Linked DNA regions of Homo sapiens: region 1 is linked to region 2. Evidence: chromatin loops called from intact Hi-C (ENCODE). Cell type or tissue: PC-9. All regions are shown on one strand. Each heading gives the region's core, and the rest is flanking DNA. Links, peaks and the distances in the headings are about the cores only.

What was found. Hi-C counts contacts between places; a loop is a spot of excess contacts. Peaks named below come from ENCODE experiments on the same cell type or tissue, not always from the same donor. Only the 100,000 strongest peaks of a DNase experiment are listed, where the experiment ranks them.
Region 1: a loop joins it to region 2, with 3 times the contacts of the local background. A loop is called at or near these places in 2 of 110 quality-filtered maps.

What each region holds. Positions count from the first base shown.
Region 1 is chr2:234,687,469-234,700,031 of GRCh38, reverse strand. LINC01173 (long intergenic non-protein coding RNA 1173) reads right to left here. Exons shown (of 3, transcript NR_132376.1): 2 at 4,284-4,383. Among named protein-coding and RNA genes, the nearest start is that of LINC01173, 11 kb to the right of the region's middle. RefSeq lists enhancers at 4,495-5,694, 11,551-12,176 and a silencer at 7,513-7,807. In PC-9, for the core only: no CTCF peak of the experiment used is centred there; a DNase peak (open chromatin) is centred at 5,281; H3K4me3 peaks cover 1,029 bases; H3K27ac peaks cover 2,500 bases.
Region 2 is chr2:235,047,690-235,052,987 of GRCh38, reverse strand. SH3BP4 (SH3 domain binding protein 4) reads right to left here. Exons shown (of 6, transcript NM_014521.3): 5 at 238-426. Among named protein-coding and RNA genes, the nearest start is that of SH3BP4, 98 kb to the right of the region's middle. RefSeq lists an enhancer at 1-713. In PC-9, for the core only: a CTCF peak has its summit at 1,768; a DNase peak (open chromatin) is centred at 1,837; H3K27ac peaks cover 1,760 bases.

The DNA of each region.
Region 1 (12,563 bases), core at 4,067-6,566, 360 kb after region 2:
GGAGTGCACCAGGTGGGGCATTTCTTACCCAGGCTTATGGCATGTGGAGTTGGTGAGAATTACTTTTAATCACCTAAAACAATACAAATTGTGTACCAAGGTAAATGCTGCAACCAGGTCATCAAGCCAAGGGGGAATCTTCTGGGGTAGATGGCATAGCTGGACACTGAAGGAGCAGACAGCTTTGGGAGCAGCCGGCGACTGGGTCCAGAGGGCCTGTGGTCATTCTCAGCTGCTGTATGGGTGTCCTCTGTGCTCTGTCCCATGGTGGCCTGCCCAGACATTCCATGTATTGTGCACTCTGCTACCCAGGCCTGAGCAGGCAGGGCCAGTGCCACAGATGATGGGAATGGGCTTGAAGTTTCAAAGTCTTGGGGAGCTGGTCGGGAGTGTGGTGCTGGGCTTGGGTGCTTGGGTATGGGGGCTGGGGCTCCCAGACAGTTGCCTGCCTTACCTGTGCCTGGGCCTTCTGGAATGCACCATACCCTTCCGTGAGCCTCATGATCCAGGCCACAGCCATGCCTCTGATCTGCTCTCCCACCACCTCCCCTCACTCACTTTGCTGCAGTCTCACTGGCCTATGATTTGTTCCTATTTCAGGTGTGCTTCTCTTTGCATTTGCTGTTCCTCTTCCTGGAGCCTTTGTGGCTCACTCCCTCACTTCCTCCAGGTTTCTGCTGAACTGCCCTATTATCCGAGGGGACTTATCTGAATAGGCTAGAACGCCCACCCCCATCCCATGGCTCCTATCCCCTTTACCCAGCTTTACTTTTCCTCAGAGCCCCTACCACATTCCAACAGATTCTCTGTAATGTCCTTCTTCCCCCAACCCCAAAAGAATGAGGACTTCTTAAGGGCAGGTGTCTTAGTCCATCTGGGCTGCTATGACAAAATACCACACTCTAGGTGTTTATAAACAACAGAAAATTAGTCCTCACGGTTCTGGAGGATGGAGGTTCTGGCAGATTCTGTATCTGGTGAGAACCTGCTTCCTGGTTTACAGATGATGCCTTCTGGCTGTGTTCTCATATGGCAGACAGGGTGAGGTGGCTCCCTAGGGTCTCTTTTATAAAGATGCTAATTCCAGTCATGAGGGATCCACCTTTATGACCTCCTCACCTCCCAAAGGCCCCACTTTCTAATACCATCATTTTATCATATACATTTAGGAGTGGGGGTAGACAAATATTTCGATCATAGCAGCAGGGATTTATGTCTTCCCGCCGGTATATTATTAAGGCCTGGAATGTAGTAAGTGCCCTAAAAATGAGTGGTGCTAGCAGAAATACAAAAAGACAAATGATCAAGACTATTTATTGCAACCCTATTTATAATAATGGAAGATTACAAATGACAAATTTTCATGGATGGATGACTGGTTGAATAACAGTGGTGCTTCCATGTAATGGAGCATTAGGGTGTAAAAGGAAGGAAGAGGATCAGAGGCCACAGTGCAGTCATATTAGGCAATGAGAACAAAGAGAACAATATGTTTACATACAATATGCTTCCATATATCTCAGAAAGGTAATAGGAATGATATGGCTTGGCTGTGTCCCCACCCAAATCTCATCATGAACTGTAGTTCCCATAATCTCCATGTGTCATAGGAGGGACCTAGTAGGAGTTAATTGAATCATGGGGGCAGTTACCACCATACCGTTCTTGTGATAGTGAGTTATTACAGGATCTGATGGTTTTATAAGGGGCTTTTCCTCTGCTTCATGCTGCACTTCTCTCTTGCCTGCCTCCAGGTAAGACATGGCTTTACTCCTCCTTTGCCTTCTGCCATGATTGTGATGCCTCCCTAGCCATGTGGAACTGTGAGTCCATTAAACCTCTTTTCCTTTACACATTATAAATTATCCAGTCTTGGGTATTTCTTCATAGCAGTATGAAAATGGACTGATGCAGTAAATTGGTACTGGTAGAGTGAAGTACTGCTATTAAGATTTCTGAAAATGTGGAAGCGACTTTGGAACTGGGTAACAAGCAGAGGTTGCAACAGTTTGGAGGGTTCAGAAGAAGACAGGAAGATGTGGGAAAGTTTGGAATTTCCTAGAGACTTGTTGAATGGCTTTGACCAAAATGCTGATAGTGATATGGACAATAAAACCCAGGCTGAAGTGATCTCAGATGGAGATGAGGAACTTGTTGGGAACTAGAGCAAAGGTCACTGTTGCTATGCAAGGAGACTGATGGCATTTTGCCCTGCCCTAGAGATCTGTGGAACTTTGAACCTAAGGGAGATAATTTAGGGTATCTGGTGGAAGAAATTTCTAAGCAGCAAAGCATTCAAGAGGAAGCAGAGCATAAGAGTTTGAAAAATTTGCAGCCTGATGATGCACTAGGAGAGAAAAACTCATTTTCTGGGGAGAAATTCAAGCTGGCAGCAGAAGTTTGCATAAGTGGTGAGGAGCCAAATGCTAATCACCAAGACAATGGGGAAAATGTCTCCAGGGCATGTCAGATACCTTTGCAGCAGCCCCTTCCATCACAGGCCTGGAGGCCTAGGAGGAAAAAATGGTTTCCTGGGCTGTGTCCAGGGCCTCCCTGCTGTGTGAAGCCTCAGGACTTGATGTCCTGCATCCTAGCCACTCCAGCTGTGGCTTCAGAGGGTACAAGCCCCAAATCTTGGGAGCTTCTATGTGGTGTTGAGTCTTTAGGGTCACAGAGGTCAAGAACAGAGGTTTGGGAACCTCCACTTAGATTTCAGAGGGTGTTTGGAAACACCTAGCTGTCCAGGCAGAAGTTTCCTGCAAAGGCAAGGCCCTCATGGAGAACCTCTGCTGGGGCAGTGCAGAAGGGAAATGTGGGGTTGGAGCCCCCACAAAGAGTTCCCACTGGGGTACTGCCTAGTGGAGCTGTGAGAAGAGGGCCACTGTCCTCCACACCCCAGAATGGTAGATCCACTGACAGATTGCACCATGCGCCTGGAAAAGCCACAGACATTCAATGCTTGCCGGTGAAAGCAGCCAGGAGAGGGGCTGTACCCTGTAAAGGCACAGGGGCAGAGCTGCCAAAGGCTATGGGAGCCTACCTCTTGCATCAGTGTGCCCTGGATGTGAGACATGGAGTCAAAGGAGATCATTTTGGAACTGTAAGGTTTAATGACTGCACTATTGGATTTTGGACTTGCATAGGGCTTGCAGACTCTTTGTTTTGGCCAATTTTTCCCATTTGGAATGGGTGTATTTACCCAATGCCTGTACCCCCATTGTATCTAGGAAGTAACTAAATTGCTTTTGATTTTACAGGTTCATAGGTTGAAGGGACTTGCTTTGTCTCAGATGAGACTTTCGACTTGGACTTTTGAGTTAATGCTGGAGTGAGTTAAGACTTTGGAGGACTATTGGAAGGGCATGATTATGTTTTGAATTGTAAGAACATAAGATCTGGGAGGGGCCAGGGGCAGAATGATATTGTTTGGCTGTGTTTCCACTCAAATCTCATCTTGTTGTGGAAGGGACCTGGTGGGAGGTAATTGAATCATGGGAGTTGTTACCTCCAAACTGTTCTTGTGGTAGTGAGTGAGTTCTCACAAGATCTCATGGTTTTATAAGGGGCCTTCCCCCATTTCATGCTGCACTTCTCTCTTGACGGCCGTCATGTAACACGTGTCTTTGCTTCTTCTTCACCTTCCGCCATGATTGTGAGGCTTCCCCAGCCAGGTGGAACTGAGTCTGTTAAACCTGTTTTCCTTTATAAATGACCCAGTCTTTGGTATTTCTTTATAGCAGTAGGAAAATGAGCTAATACAAGGAATATGTGTATGTGTGTGTGCACATGTGCATGTGTAAAAACAGTGCTGGTATAAATCTTAAAAAAACGCTATCTCAGAGGAAAGGGATAGCAGGTAGAGAAGCTAAATTCTTTGAATATATCTCGTTTTGGAATTTGACTAGAGGAAAGGGATAGCAGGTAGAGAAGCTAAAATTCTTTGAATATGTCTTGTTTTTGGAATTTGACTTGGGACATGTACATATTTTTACATAGTTGCAAAACAAAACCACCATTAAAACCATTCATAAAAATAGAAGGCAAAATAGAACAAATTTCATGATGTATGCATTTGATGTCGTACCACACAAAGAGAAACTATTTCAAGTGGTTTCCAAATATGGTAATTACAGTATACATTCCAAGTGGGATATAATGTCAGGACCAAAAAAAAAAACAACAACCAAACAAACAAACAAAAAAAAGCCAAACCAACCTCCCAAACCCCCAAGCCCTTCCCACCAAAAACCTGCTAAAGATCTTAAACAGTTTTCAGCAATTACCTTTTTGGTGATAGTGTTGGCATTCTTATTTGGAGGCTATTTGTGTGTGAGTAGAAAGCAAATCAGTAATGATGCTGGTGTCATTGAGAACCAGAATTTTCTGTGTGGGAGAAAAAAGAATAGAAGTAAGATTAATCAATTTTAGTAAAAAGCCTATATCCAGAATCTGGATCGGAAGCTAGCAGTATGAATTAGGAAGTGTTTTATCTTAATTTTTAGAAATTCCCTAGCCCTTTTTTTTTCTTTTGAGACAGAGTCTCGCTCTGTTGCCCAGGCTGAAGGGCAGTAGTGTGATCTCAGCTCACTGCAATCTCTGCCTCCCAGGTTCAAGTGATTATCCTGCCTCAGCCTCCCAAGTAGCTGGGATTATAGGCATGCACCACCACGTCCAGCTAATTTTTTGTATTTTTAGTAGAGACAGGGTTTCACCACGTTGGCAAGTCTGGTCTCAAACTCCTGACCTCAGGTGATCTGCCTGTCTCAGCCTCCCAAAGTGCTGGGATTACAGGCGTGAGCCAACACGCCCAGTCAGAAATTTCCTAGCTTTATAAAAGGCCTAGTAACAATGAATCACTATTAATTAGCACCCTTTGAACCCAGATTGTGGTCTCTACATATCATTTCCCACAAAAAGGAACCAGGGCTCTTGAGAAGAGTTAATACAGATTCTGCAGTCAAGGAAAATGCAGGATGTGTCTAGAATTTGTCATAATATCAAAGAAACCTGTTGGAGATTATTATAGGCACATTCAAAGAACCGAGGAGGAGAACAGGCAAAGCTAAGCTATCGCAAGAGAAAGTAAACTCATAATTGCTTGGGGCCCAGATTTGGAGAAGGGTAAGTGATTGCAAAAGGATATAAGACAAAAGCCTACTGTTTTTCTTCTTGGGTGAACCTGAACCTGAAATTAAGGTTGATGTGTTTTGGAGAGCTTTGTGATAAGGTCGGCAGGTGACCACCAGAGACTTCCTGGAAAGGTCAGCTGGGGCAGATCCCAGGCACAGGAAGCCAAGATGGAAACTGCCCTTTCTAGCTGTTGCCTCTACTCTGCCCTCCTCCCAGATGATCTGTGGTTGTTTTCATTTTTCTGAGCTTCTGACTCATATTGTGAATGGCCCACTTGACCTCTGCATTGGATGTCTCATAGGCATTCAGTGTTTCCAAATCTCAAGCTGATTTCTTGACCTCTCACCTGCAGCCTACGCATTAACATTACTTTAGGCTTTTCCATCTCTGGGAAACTACCACCTTCTGCTCAGTGGCTCAAGTCAGAACATGGAATCTCCTTGACTTTTCCCTCCTCTACTGCTCCCAACCCCCAACCCATCAGCAAGATCTGTCTGCTGTAACTTTGAAGGAGGTCTTAAATTGCCCTCTTGCCTCCTGGTTCACCAGGACTGCTCTGTGCAAACTGCTGCATATCTCCTTCACATTGTCAATGAAAAGAGTCAAACTCTGTAAAATATTTGAAGAGATTTATTCTGAGCCAAATATGAGTGACCATGGTCTCTGACACAGCCCTCAGGAGGTCCTGAGAACATGTGCCCAAGGTGGTCAGGGCACAGCTTGGTTTTATACATTTTAGGGAGGCATGAGACATCAATCAAATACATTAAAGAAATACGTTGGTTTGATCCAGAAAGGCAGAACAACTCAAAGCAGGGGCTTCCAGACTATAGGTGAATTTAAACATTTTCTGGTTGACAATTGGTTGAGTTTATCTAAAGACCTGGGATCACAGAAAGGAAATGTTCGGGTTAAGATAAAAGATTGTGAAGACCAAGGTTCTTTTGAAGTCTTATGGTGGCTGCCCTTTAGAGATAACAGATGACAAATGTTTCCTATTCAGATCTTTAGAAGGTGCTAGACTTTTAGTTAATCTCTTTAGGATTGGGAGGGTCTTGAAGAAAAAGAACTAGCTAGGTTAATAGAGATTCTTTATAGATGCAAATTTTCCCCCACAAAGGACAGCTTTGCAGGGCCATTTCAAGATATGGCAAAGAAACATGTTTTGGGGTAAAATATTTTGATTTTCTTCCTTGTCTCATAATGTTATGCCAGAGTCAGGTTGGAAAGTAAGTCATCCTATATAGGGTTAAATTAAACCCATCTGATGAGAATTTATGATTTGTAGAACATGACTCCCCAGACCCTTGAGATAGAAATTCGGACAAGATAAAAAAAAATCAGATGATAGTCCTCAGGATCACCACAATGTCTTTCAGACTCACTCCTCTGAGATCCACCTTCCATACAGCAGCCAGAGGGACGTTATTCAACCAACCAGATCTTATCACTCCAGACAGTGGCTTCCCCTTGCACTTCCTGATTAAAATCCTGAATGTGGCCGGGTGCAATGGCTCATGCCTGTAATCCCAGCGCTTTTATGAGGCCAAGGTGTGTGGATCATAAGGTCAGGAGTTCAAGACCAGCCTGGCCAAGATGGTGAAACCCCATCTCTACTAAAAATACAAAAATTGGGCCGGGCATGGTGGCTTATGTCTGTAATCCTAGCACTTTGGGAGGCCGAGGTGGGCAGATCACAAGTTCAGGAGATCGAGACCATCCTGGTTAACACGGTGAAACCCCATCTGTACTAAAAATACAAAAAATTAGCCGGGTGTGGTGGCACATGCCTGCAGTCCCAGCTATTCGGGAGGCTGAGGCAGGAGAATCACTTGAACCTGGGAGGTGGAGGTTGCAGTGAGTCAAGATCTCACCACTGCACTCCACCCTGGGTGACAGAGTGAGACTCCGTCTCAAATAAATAAATAAATAAATAAATAAAAATAAAATCCTGAATGTGCCTTGCCAGGCCCTGCAGATGTCCCATCCCCCTGGAGTTATCTTATGCCACTCTCTTCTCTTTTGTTTTCTTGAAAATGCCTACCTCTTCATTTGCCAAAAGGCCTTTGTTCCTAGTCCTGCACTTGGAATGCTTCCAATCTCTGCTGCAGCCCTGGCCCCAGCATAGCCCTGCTTTCCAACTCCATTGACCCCCCAGGACCCAGTGTGGATGCCAGGTCCTCAGCAATGCCTTCTCTCCTCTCTCCAACCCCCAGTATTAGTCAGGGCTCCCTGCTTCCTTGGACATCACCCTAAGCACCCTTCTTACCTAGTTCTCTCTTCTGCCTGTAATTATATTAGGTTGACACAAAAGTAATTGCATTAAAAGTAATGGAGAAACTACAATTACTTTTGCATCAACCTAATACATTTACTTACAGGTTTATTTGTTAATGCTTGTCACCCCATGAAACTGTGGGTCCATGGGGGCAGGAGCCTATTGGTTTTGTTACCTACCACTCCATCCCTCACTGAGGAGCTAGGTAAATATTTGTTAAGTGAATGAATCGATTCATTCACACTGCTGATATCACATCAGCCCTTTTGTTAGAAGCCTTTAAAAACCTCCAGTCTCCTATAAGGCTCTATCTTCCTTATTCCAAATTGCTTCATACTTTGCTTTATTTTTTTTGGAGACCGAGTCTTGCTCTGTCACCCAGGCTGGAGTGCAGTGGTATGATCTAGGCTGATTGCAACCTCTGCCTCCTGGGTTCAAGCGAACCTCCTGCCTCAACCTCCCAAGTACCTGGGACTACTGGTGTGTGCCACCATTCCTGGCTAATTTTTGTGTTTTTAGTAGAGACAGGGCTTTGCCATGTGGGCCAGGCTGGTCTCAAACTTCTGGCCTCAAGTGATCCTCCCACGTGGGTCTCCCAACATGCTGGGATTACAGGCGTGAGCCGCTGTGCCTGGCCCATACTTGCTTTCAGTTTATTTTTTGTATCGTATACTTTCACTCCACACCCTATTGCCAGTTTCACCTCAGTGTAGCCACATTTCTCTTGGCCTCTGGAGCTCTATTTTCCATACTAAAACCTTTATCATCCTTTAAAGTTCAGCTCCAACTTCACTTTTTTGGTGCGGTCTTTCCTTCTAGAAGTCTGTAACATTTGCTTGTAACACTCGAGCTCATGTTTCTTTCTGCCTCATAGTAAATCAGGTGCTTTAATACCTCCCTTTACCACTAAATTGAAAGAATAAAAATCTCTTAGTTGTTATGATATTCGTCTAAGTTTGTAGCTCATAGGAGTTGCCAGGGAAAGATATGTTTGTCAAATTAATAAAAGCTTTCTTTAGTTAAAATACCATCCTCTGCAGTTACAAGGTTCCATCTCCTGGATCTTTTAAAGCATTTGTATTTGTCAGTATAAAGCATTCACAAAAGGATTCACTTTAAACCTTGCTGTGGACTGATCCCGCTGGGGATTTTCTATTAATCATTTAGTATTGGGTATCTGGTGACGACGGTCGTAGGGAAAAGCAATGGGAGCAGAGAAGCAAAATCCCGCCCCAGGCACATGATGGTCTTTGCACAGCCTGGTCTTTGAGTTATCGTCTTTGTAAATGGATATGGTGGCACAATTTCAGTGCCAAGAAGATAGACTGTTTTCATTTATTTTACATTATACGTTAGGACCTAAATATAAATATTCCAGCTATTCATCTCAGCATGATTTGGTTGTGGAAACATAATCGGAATTGTCTAAGAGACGCAGGCGGTGTCTATTTTGGTCCTGGCACAGGAAACTCAGCCTTTGTCCATTTTTACAGTTTGATTTATGGGAGGTTAAAAATTCATAATGCAGCAGCTAACCTCCAGCAAATATTGTTTTTTGCATGAGCCAATTCAAACGCTCCCTCATCTCAGGTTTCCTGTTCAAACGGTCTAGAAATGTGGAGTTTAGCTGCTACACACCAGCTTAAACTACTGAAAATCAGCCAGCCTTTGCCCTGTGGGGATCGGGAGGGGCTCAGCCCAGAAGACAAAGAGAGGGGCTAGGGAGCCATCCATCCACCTCTCAGGCACACTTTCTGTGTCAGCTGCCTGATGCTTGTTATTTTACTTAATCTTCCAGTAATCTCATGACATAGACCCCATTAGCTTTACTTCTCAGAAGCAGGAACTGAGACAGGTTAAGCAACCTGCCTGAGCTTGCAGCACTGGTGAATGGCCAAATGGCTTGGCCTGACTGTCAGGCTGTATGTGGGGCTTCCTGCTGCAGACAGCAAGCTGCAGCATGGTGGGATGTCTGCAGCTTACTGCTGGCTGTCCTGCTGCCTAGAGGCAGCGATGCAGAGAATTCATATAGTGGAAGTTGCGGGGGGGGGTTCATTTTCTTCTGGGCAACAACACAGAGCTGCCCTGTGCTTTGTGAAGTGTGGACACATAAGAGCATCCTATAGTCAAAGCGTGAGCTACACATCTAACTGTGCCAGGGGACAGGTAAACCCCCCTTTCCCTGCAGACACTGCTATGGATGCCTCACTCTCCCTTCTACCTCCCCAGGCTCTCAAAGGCCCTATGGACGGCTCTGGCCCACAGAAGCTTCTGATTGTTTGAAAGGAGCATCAGGGCCTAAAGGCTGCTCCGTGGGTGCTACTGCAGGGTGCGGCTGTTCCAGGACTCAGGGCTTGTCAGGATCCCGCGTGTGTGAGTGCAGGCCCCAGAGACTCCACACTAATTGCACCTGCTCAAAACTCTCTCCTAACTAACTGGACCACAGAGGCCGTGAGATAAAGAGACCCTGCCCTGGGCCAAGAGAAACACTGATGTAAACAGACAGGGAGACCAGGATGGAGGAAGCACGAAGGTGGCAGAAGGACACCCATGAGGTCTGCTTGGCAGTGCTGGGCTAAGTCAGGAGATGCAAGTGTTGCGCTGGCAATGCCATGGCCTGGGGATTTGAGGAAGCCTCTCCAGGCTCCTTATCAGGACGTAGATTTCATGGCTGACCTAGAGCTACCTGAGCAGGCCGGATTCATACTCCATCACTTTCCATTAAAATATCCCAAAAACAGGCCGGGCATGGTGGCTCATGCCTGTATTCCCAGCACTTTAAGAGGCTGAGGTGGGAGGATCACCTGAGGTCAGGAATTCGAGACCAGCCTGGCCAATATGGTGAAACCCATCTCTTCCGAAAAATACAAAAATTAGCTGGGGATGGTGGTGGCCACCTGTAATCCCACCTGTAATACTTGGGAGGCTGAGGCAGGAGAATCGCTTGAACACAGGAGGCAGAGGCTGTAGTGAGCAGGAGCTGAAATCATGCCATTGCACTCCAGCCTGGGCGACAAGAGTGAAACTCCGTCTCAAAAAAAAAAAAAAAAAAAAAATCCGGAAAATAAAAACATCTAACAGCTTGGAAAATTAGGACCTAGAGTTTCTAGGCCAATGTTGGACCTAGAGTTTAGGATGACTATTTGTATATTTTAGCAGAGCTTGGGTTTAATTGAGGAACACAGGGAATTCCCCCAAGTCCGCTGCATGAGATCAGCATAGCAGGTCCCAGAGAAGGTAGGAAAAGACTTTGACCCCCTGGGTGATCTTTGTTTGAGTCCACATTAATCAGAAAACAGAGCGGACACCCTCTCACTGCACAAGGTCACTGCACAAGGACTATCTCTGAAGCTATCAGCGGTGTTCCTACTTTCATCTACCTTTATTCCTCCTCTATATCTTTGAGCTCTAGTTCTCGACATGGTGGTGGGTGGGGGAAGGTCACTTGGCCACCTGCACGTGGACAGGGTAGTTCAAGGGAGGTTGTAATTCATGAAAACTTCTCTGGGTAGAACAAACATTTAATCCACAGGGGGAAGAACACTCACCATATACTAGGCAAGACCAACACACTACATGGGATTTTTTTAAAGGAAAAAGATAAAAATTCACATATATTTAGACAAAAGAGAAAAGAGGGCAGATTATTTAAAAACAAACAAAAATTAATCTGACATCAGACATTTCTGCAAAAGCCAGGGGATGATGTCCCCAAATTCACACACTTCTAAGAGGTAAAAATTGAGTCAAAGTTAGGTACAAAGACTATCATACCCAGCCACACTTTTACAACACAGGGTCATCCTTGGTTACATTGGGGATTAGAAAATGACCATTCACATTCTCTTTTATAATTAGTTAAGAGATATTCTAGCCAACATAAAAGCAATCAATATAAAGAATTAATTACCAAAAAAAGAGCACCTTACTTAGTCACCCCTTTAGTTAATAAACATTTATTGAATGGTTGCAAGGTGCCAAGGCATTGTGCTAGTAAGCAAAATTTTGAACAAAACCAGAAAGGTCCATGCCCTTGTGAAGCCCACAGTCCAAGGGACAAGAGGGAAATAAACAGGCAAACACCTACCAGGAGACAGGTAACATAGTGGCATGGTGCATGGTGGGATGGTGACAGGGTGAGATGGTGGTGTGGTAACTTGATAACATAGTTCAGTATGACAGGGTGCATCATGACACAGTGGTACAGTAAGTAACATCTCACCATATCATGGTGAGATGGTGGCATGGTGATGTGGCATGGTGATATGGTGATGTGACATGATGGCATTGTGGCAAGATGTGATATGGTGGCATGGTGATATGGTGTCATGGTGATGTTGTGACATGGTGACATGGTGGTATCGTGGCATGGTGGCATAATGATGTGGTGATATGGTGGCATGATGGTGTGTGACGTGATATGGCATGATGATGTGGTGGCATGGTAACATGGTGGCATGATGATGTGGTGGCATGGTGGTGTGGTGAGGTGGTGACATGGGGACATTGCAGCATGGTGGCATGATGTCATGGTGGTATGGTGGCATGGTGGTGAGTTGATGTGTGGCATAGTGACATGGTGGAATGATGGCACGATGGTGTGGTAGCATGGTGACATGATGGCATGGGTGGCATGGTGGCGTGGTGACATGGTGGTGTGGTAATGGGGTAGCATGGTGGTATAGGGGCATAGTGGCATGGTGGCTTTAGGGCATGGTGGCTTGGTAACATGGTAGGTACGGTGATTCTAAAGAACCAAGCCCAGTTCAGGGTGGCCTGAACACAGGGTAGGTGAGAACTGAAATGGATCGAACACAGAGACCACACAGCACCACAGCCCATGAGGCCTAGGCAGAGGCTGTGTGGTCTTGATCACTAAGGCTCTGCCACTTCTTAGCTCAGCATCTGGCTCATAGTATAGGTCCTCAATAAATATTTATTGGATGAATAAATGAGTTACATTAAAATGGCCTAAAAAGAGAAAAAAAATCTCAAATAATTTTTACTTTATTAAAAATAGCAATGATAATATACGTCGATCTAGGTCTATAATGTGAAAGTAAATTAACAAAGACTAGGAAATAATCAAGTGCATAGGAAGAGATAAAGTGTAATAAATTTTAAGTCTTATGTAAAAAGGAGTCAAAATAATTGC
Region 2 (5,298 bases), core at 466-2,965:
TCCCATGTCGTGTGGAACAGCCTTGACATCCTAAAGCCAGGGCTCACGACAACCAATCCGGAGGATGGCTCCCACTCAGTGAGGCACACCCAGTGCTGGGCACATGCGTGCACATTTCCACCTGTTGCACCCTCACAGAAATGCCGCGAGGCAAGACTTTTTATGGCTGCACTGCATGGGTCCACGGAACCCAGGGACAGAGGGGCTCGGTGAGCTCGAAGCTCAGCCGCTGCTCACCTCGCTGTCCACAACCCCGTTCCTGTCCCGGTGGGGAGACTCGTAGGCGTCCATCTGCTGCTTGGAGACCTTGGCCAGCTTCTCAGCCAGCTCCCGCCAGCGCTGGGCCACCTCTACAGCCGTGGTCAGGAGCACAAAGTCCTGGATGAGTCTGACCACCAGGCCCTGGCAGTCCATCTTCAGTAGGGCCTGCAGAGGAAGAGGCACACAGCGTGAGACAGTGTAGGGAGTGGGGCAGGCTCTGCTCCCCGCAGAATTCCAGCAGACGGCGCAGGAATGGCCATGGGCTCTCTATTCTCCATGTTCCCTGGCCTACTACCAAATGTCCCCTGAAATCGATCACTGCCAGGATTCACGGGAGAAAAGAGATGATGTGCAGAGCGTGCCAGGTTCACCAGTGTCTCCCTCCAAAGCCCACATCCACCCAGAACCTCAGAACGTGACCTTACTTGAAAATGGGGTCTTTGCAGATAGAATTAAGATGAGGTCCCTCTGGATTAGAGGAAGTCACCAAGGACTGGCGTCTTCATAAGAAGAGAAAGCAGACAGAGAGGCAGAGAGAAGAAGGCCGTGTGAAGACGGAGGCAGAGACGGGACAGATGCGGCAACAAGCCAAGGAAAAGAAGGAGGGTTGAGCCAGTGGGGCTTAGGAGAGGCAGGCCTGCAACCCCTTCTCCCCCACTGCTTCCAGACGGAGGCCACCCTGGGACCCCTGACTGAGACCTGTGGCCTCCTGAATGGTGACAGGACAGGTGTCTGTTGTTTGATGTCCCTTGGTTTGTGGTCATTTGTCTTGGCAGCCCCAGGAAGCTAACAGACAGGGTGAATATGGATTAGAGTTGTCACCACTCCCACTCTCTGGGGACACCAGAGAGAAACGAATGCATTTCACCAAATAGACACCATAGCCTGAGGCCGAGACGGATGGAGGGCGAGCTGGACCTGCTGAGTGTGCGGTGCTGACATTGGCCAGTTAGAGAGCACCGCGGGTAGAAGGCTGGGGGACTCAGGCAGGGACCACCCAGGGAGAAGAAGACAGAGAACAGAAGAGGCCCTGGTCAGAGACAGGGTGTACCACCAAGAACCACGGTGACCAGGAGATGCACAGACCTCCCCCAGGACTGTGCAACATGAGAAAACGGTTTCCACAATTGGTGGGACTGCTCCCACGTCAAAGCTGCAAGAACTTTCTACTGTGTCTTTAGGACAGGGATTACTAACCACAGAGGAAGTCAGAGGGGAGGTAATAGGACAGACAGCCCTGCTGGGACAGTGAAGTCCCAGCTGAGGCTGGAACAACCACGTGGCCGCCTTGGGACTCAATTCCCTCCTAAAAACGGGGGCTGGATGGGACAGGCATTGAACATATGGCTAATATATCTGGGGGACCCCAGGCTGGGGTCAAACTCACACTTCTGGTTTAAAGAAACAAATCAAATTGGCTAGCACAAGACAGCAGGCCTGCTAGTCCTGTACACTGTGCCAAGTCACATGACTGCCACTGGGTGTCATGCAAGCGACTCTGGCGCCATCCTAATTATAAATGAGGCCACACATGGTTAGCGTGTGGCTCTGAGCCAGTCAGGATGACGTCACCAGGAAGGCAGGAGAGCCGCATGCTGGGTCTGATTCTTGTCTGAGTCTCCTCTGCCATAGAAGGCACAGCTCACCCCCACCCTTAAAGCTTTCTCTCATCCAACAATGGGAAAGGCTTGGCTTCCAGGGCACAGTGGCCTGAGGCAGCCCAGAGACGGTTTCTGAGGCTCCCGTGAGCCCCTGGACAGGCGAGTTGCTAAGAGAAGAGGAAAGTCACCAGTCCTGGCGTTCTTTCTCTCTACGCTCTGTTTCAGCACCTGAGGTTGTCATTTTAGGACTCCAAAGTGTGCTAAAAAACAAACAACCCCCCACCCCCGCCAACCACACCGCTGGTACCGGCGCTCTTTGGCCAACTATTTTGTGCCGATAGCAGGGTCGTCTTGCTAGTGCTCATGCGGTCGGCTGGGCTGCTTACTTCAAAGCGAGCCCAGCTGTTTTAGACTGAGCATTCTAATGTACACTTTATGTTTACCTGGGGGGAGTCTAACAATACAAAAAGGTGACCTTTTTGGCGACTTGTGGCATGCATTAGCCAGAGTAGGTGACTCACGATCCTTCTAGGTGGGCCCCCAGCATCTCAATCCATGGAATTTAAAAAGAACCAGGAGCGACAGATCATTCTGATGCCTCCCTAGATATGAGAGGCTGACAGCTGGCTACCAACGAGGCTGGCCAGAAGGGGGTTTGAGGACCTGGTGGCCGTTTGTTTTTGTAGAAGCTACTAGAAACCCAGGGCTAGGCCAGGAGCGGTGGCTCACGCCTGTAATCCCAGCACTTTGGGAGGCTGAGGCAGGTGGATCACGAGGTCAGGAGATCGAGACCATCCTGGCTAACACAGTGAAACCCTGTCTCTACTAAAAGTACAAAAAAAATTAGCCGGGTGTGGTGGCGGGCACCTGTAGTCCCAGCTACTCAGGAGGCTGAGGCAGGAGAATGGCGTGAACCCGGGAGGCGGAGCTTGTAGTGAGCTGAGATCGCGCCACTGCACTCCAGCCTAGGGGACAGAGCGAGACTCCGTCTCAAAAAAAAGAAAAGAAAAAAAAAGAAACCCAGGGCTTGCTGTGAGCCAGACACTCAGCTCCTCCGCTCCCCAGAGCCCCCCATGAAGCAGAGGCTGAGTTCAACCCACTTTACAGAAGAAGCTGAGAGAGGGGAAGTGGGTTTCACACCGAGAAATGCCAGAGCCAGAGCTGCCTCTGGGCACCCAACCCCAGGTCCTCCCTGCTGTGTGGGCCGCAAGGCATCTGTTCTACAGATAAGCACAGGAAGCCTGCAGACCCCAGGCTTGTCCCGGGTCCCACAGCTGGAAGTGACAGGCGTGGAGGCAAATATGCAAACTTCTCAGCACTCGGCCAGCGGCCTTCCCAATTCCATGAGCCCCACATGGAATTGGGAATTGAACCAAATGTAATACCGGTCTGGATTATGCTTCATATCAACTATTTATATATTTCAGAAGAAGGTCTGTTTCTATTTGAATTTGGATATATTCAAAACAAATTGTTTTAAAAAATTAAATGTTGACTAGATTTGTTTCAGAAGATAAAAGCATACACGTGTGTATTCACGTGTCAGGAGGGTGTGTAGTTAGCTGGTAGGCTGTCAGATCCTAATTTTCTTGCTGTGGTGGCAGCCTCGTCTGTGGTCCTGGGAAGGTGTGCTGGACCACCACAGGGTTTGACACGAAGTCACTCAATGTCCCCAACTCAGCTCTTTCGTGGCTACTCAGCACACACCAAGCTAATCTGGCTGTGTGCACAGCTGCCTGGCTCCAAAGTGGCCTCATTTTCTAGGTAACAGAACAGGTCAAAGTCACCTGCTTCTGACTCGAGTCATTCCTGGTGCGAGTGATCAAAACCGCTCTCTCCCCAGGGGAACTGGGCACAGGTCCCCAAGGTCCTGGGAAACACAGGTGTTCTCTGGCCCCTGGGAAGGAGAGCGCCTGGACTCCATCCAGGGGCAGCCAAGGTCCCATTTCCATGGATCCCAGATGAAAGGAGAGGTCGGCACTTCCAACACCAAGAATGAAGGCATCTCTCCCTCACTCACTTACACAACTTTTACTGAGCCCAGCCCTGGTTTAGTTTGTTACAAACCACCCACACCATCAACAAGGCATAACTGATGCATATTTTTAAAGGACAAATTTTGGGTGCCAACCAATTCTTAGCAATAGAAAAATTTCACAGCAGGAGGCTCTAGCTCTATGAACTTGATCCTTGCAGCTTCCTCTTTTTATGGGCACACAGGTACACCAGGAAACACTCGATGGACTGCTGCACTACCCTGGTTTCAACTGGAATTTTGTTACAGTGAGTACACCATGATTTCAGTCAGGGTGACTGAACTTTATAAAGGGACAGATAGTACTTTTGCCTTTGTGGGACACACGAAGCCTGAAAGCCACAGACGATGCAGATGGGAATGGGTGTGGCTGAGTTCCAACAAAACGCCATTGACAGGAATAGCGGGCCTGGCGGCCAGAGTCTGGGAACTTGCTTCAAGAGATATTCTTGTCCAGCCATGGTGGCTCACCCCTATAATACCAGCATTTTGGTAGGCTGAGGTGGGAGGATAGCTTGAGCTCAATGAGTTCCACACCGGCCTGGGCAACACAATCAAACCTTGTCTCTACTACAGACAAAAAAAAAAAAAAATTAGCTGGGTGTGGTGGCACCTGCTTGTAGTCCCAGCTACTTGGGAGGCTGAGGTGGGAGGACTGCTTGAGCCCAGGAGTTCGAGGCTGCAGTGAGCTGTGATCACACCACTGCACTCCCGCCTAGGAGACAGAGCGAGACCTTTTCTCAAAAAAGGGGCGGGGGAAAATACTCTTATAAAGTACAAAGAAATACAATTTAGGCTTTTTTGCTGCATGTTTATTCCATCCTGCTTCCTTCCCAACATGCCCCAAAACTCGAGGGGAAGCCTTCTGCACATGGCATCTGGACAATGGGCCCATCCTCCTTCCCTCTCCCACATTAACAGCCACAGGCTCTGGCTTTGGGGCTGCCTGGGAGGAATCCCTCAGGACCCCATCCAATGCACACTGTCCATCAACTCCTCCTCTTCTGGAGGTTAAAGTGGGTCTTCTCCCAATCCACAGAGAGTCCCTTCACACCACACCAGTCTTTCCCGCCCCAATGCGCCCCATGCACTTGCTAGCTTCCTTATTTCTGTTAGTTTTCAAGTCTCTTTGGGTTTATTCCGGCCCCCACTCCACTCCCAAAACAACCACCCTCCCTTGCTTTGCATCCCACAGCAACTCCTTCCCTTTCTCATAGAAACTTCTCTACAGAGCCCGACACGCCTATTTCCCTACCTCCCGCAACTTGACCAAAACGCCCCTGCTACAGCCATCACCGACGGCTCCAGGTCACCACACCCCACGGCTTCGTTCTTATGGTGGATCCAGGACCAGTTGTGACAGCTCACTCTGGCCCCTTAGGAAGTTCTCCCTGGGCCTGA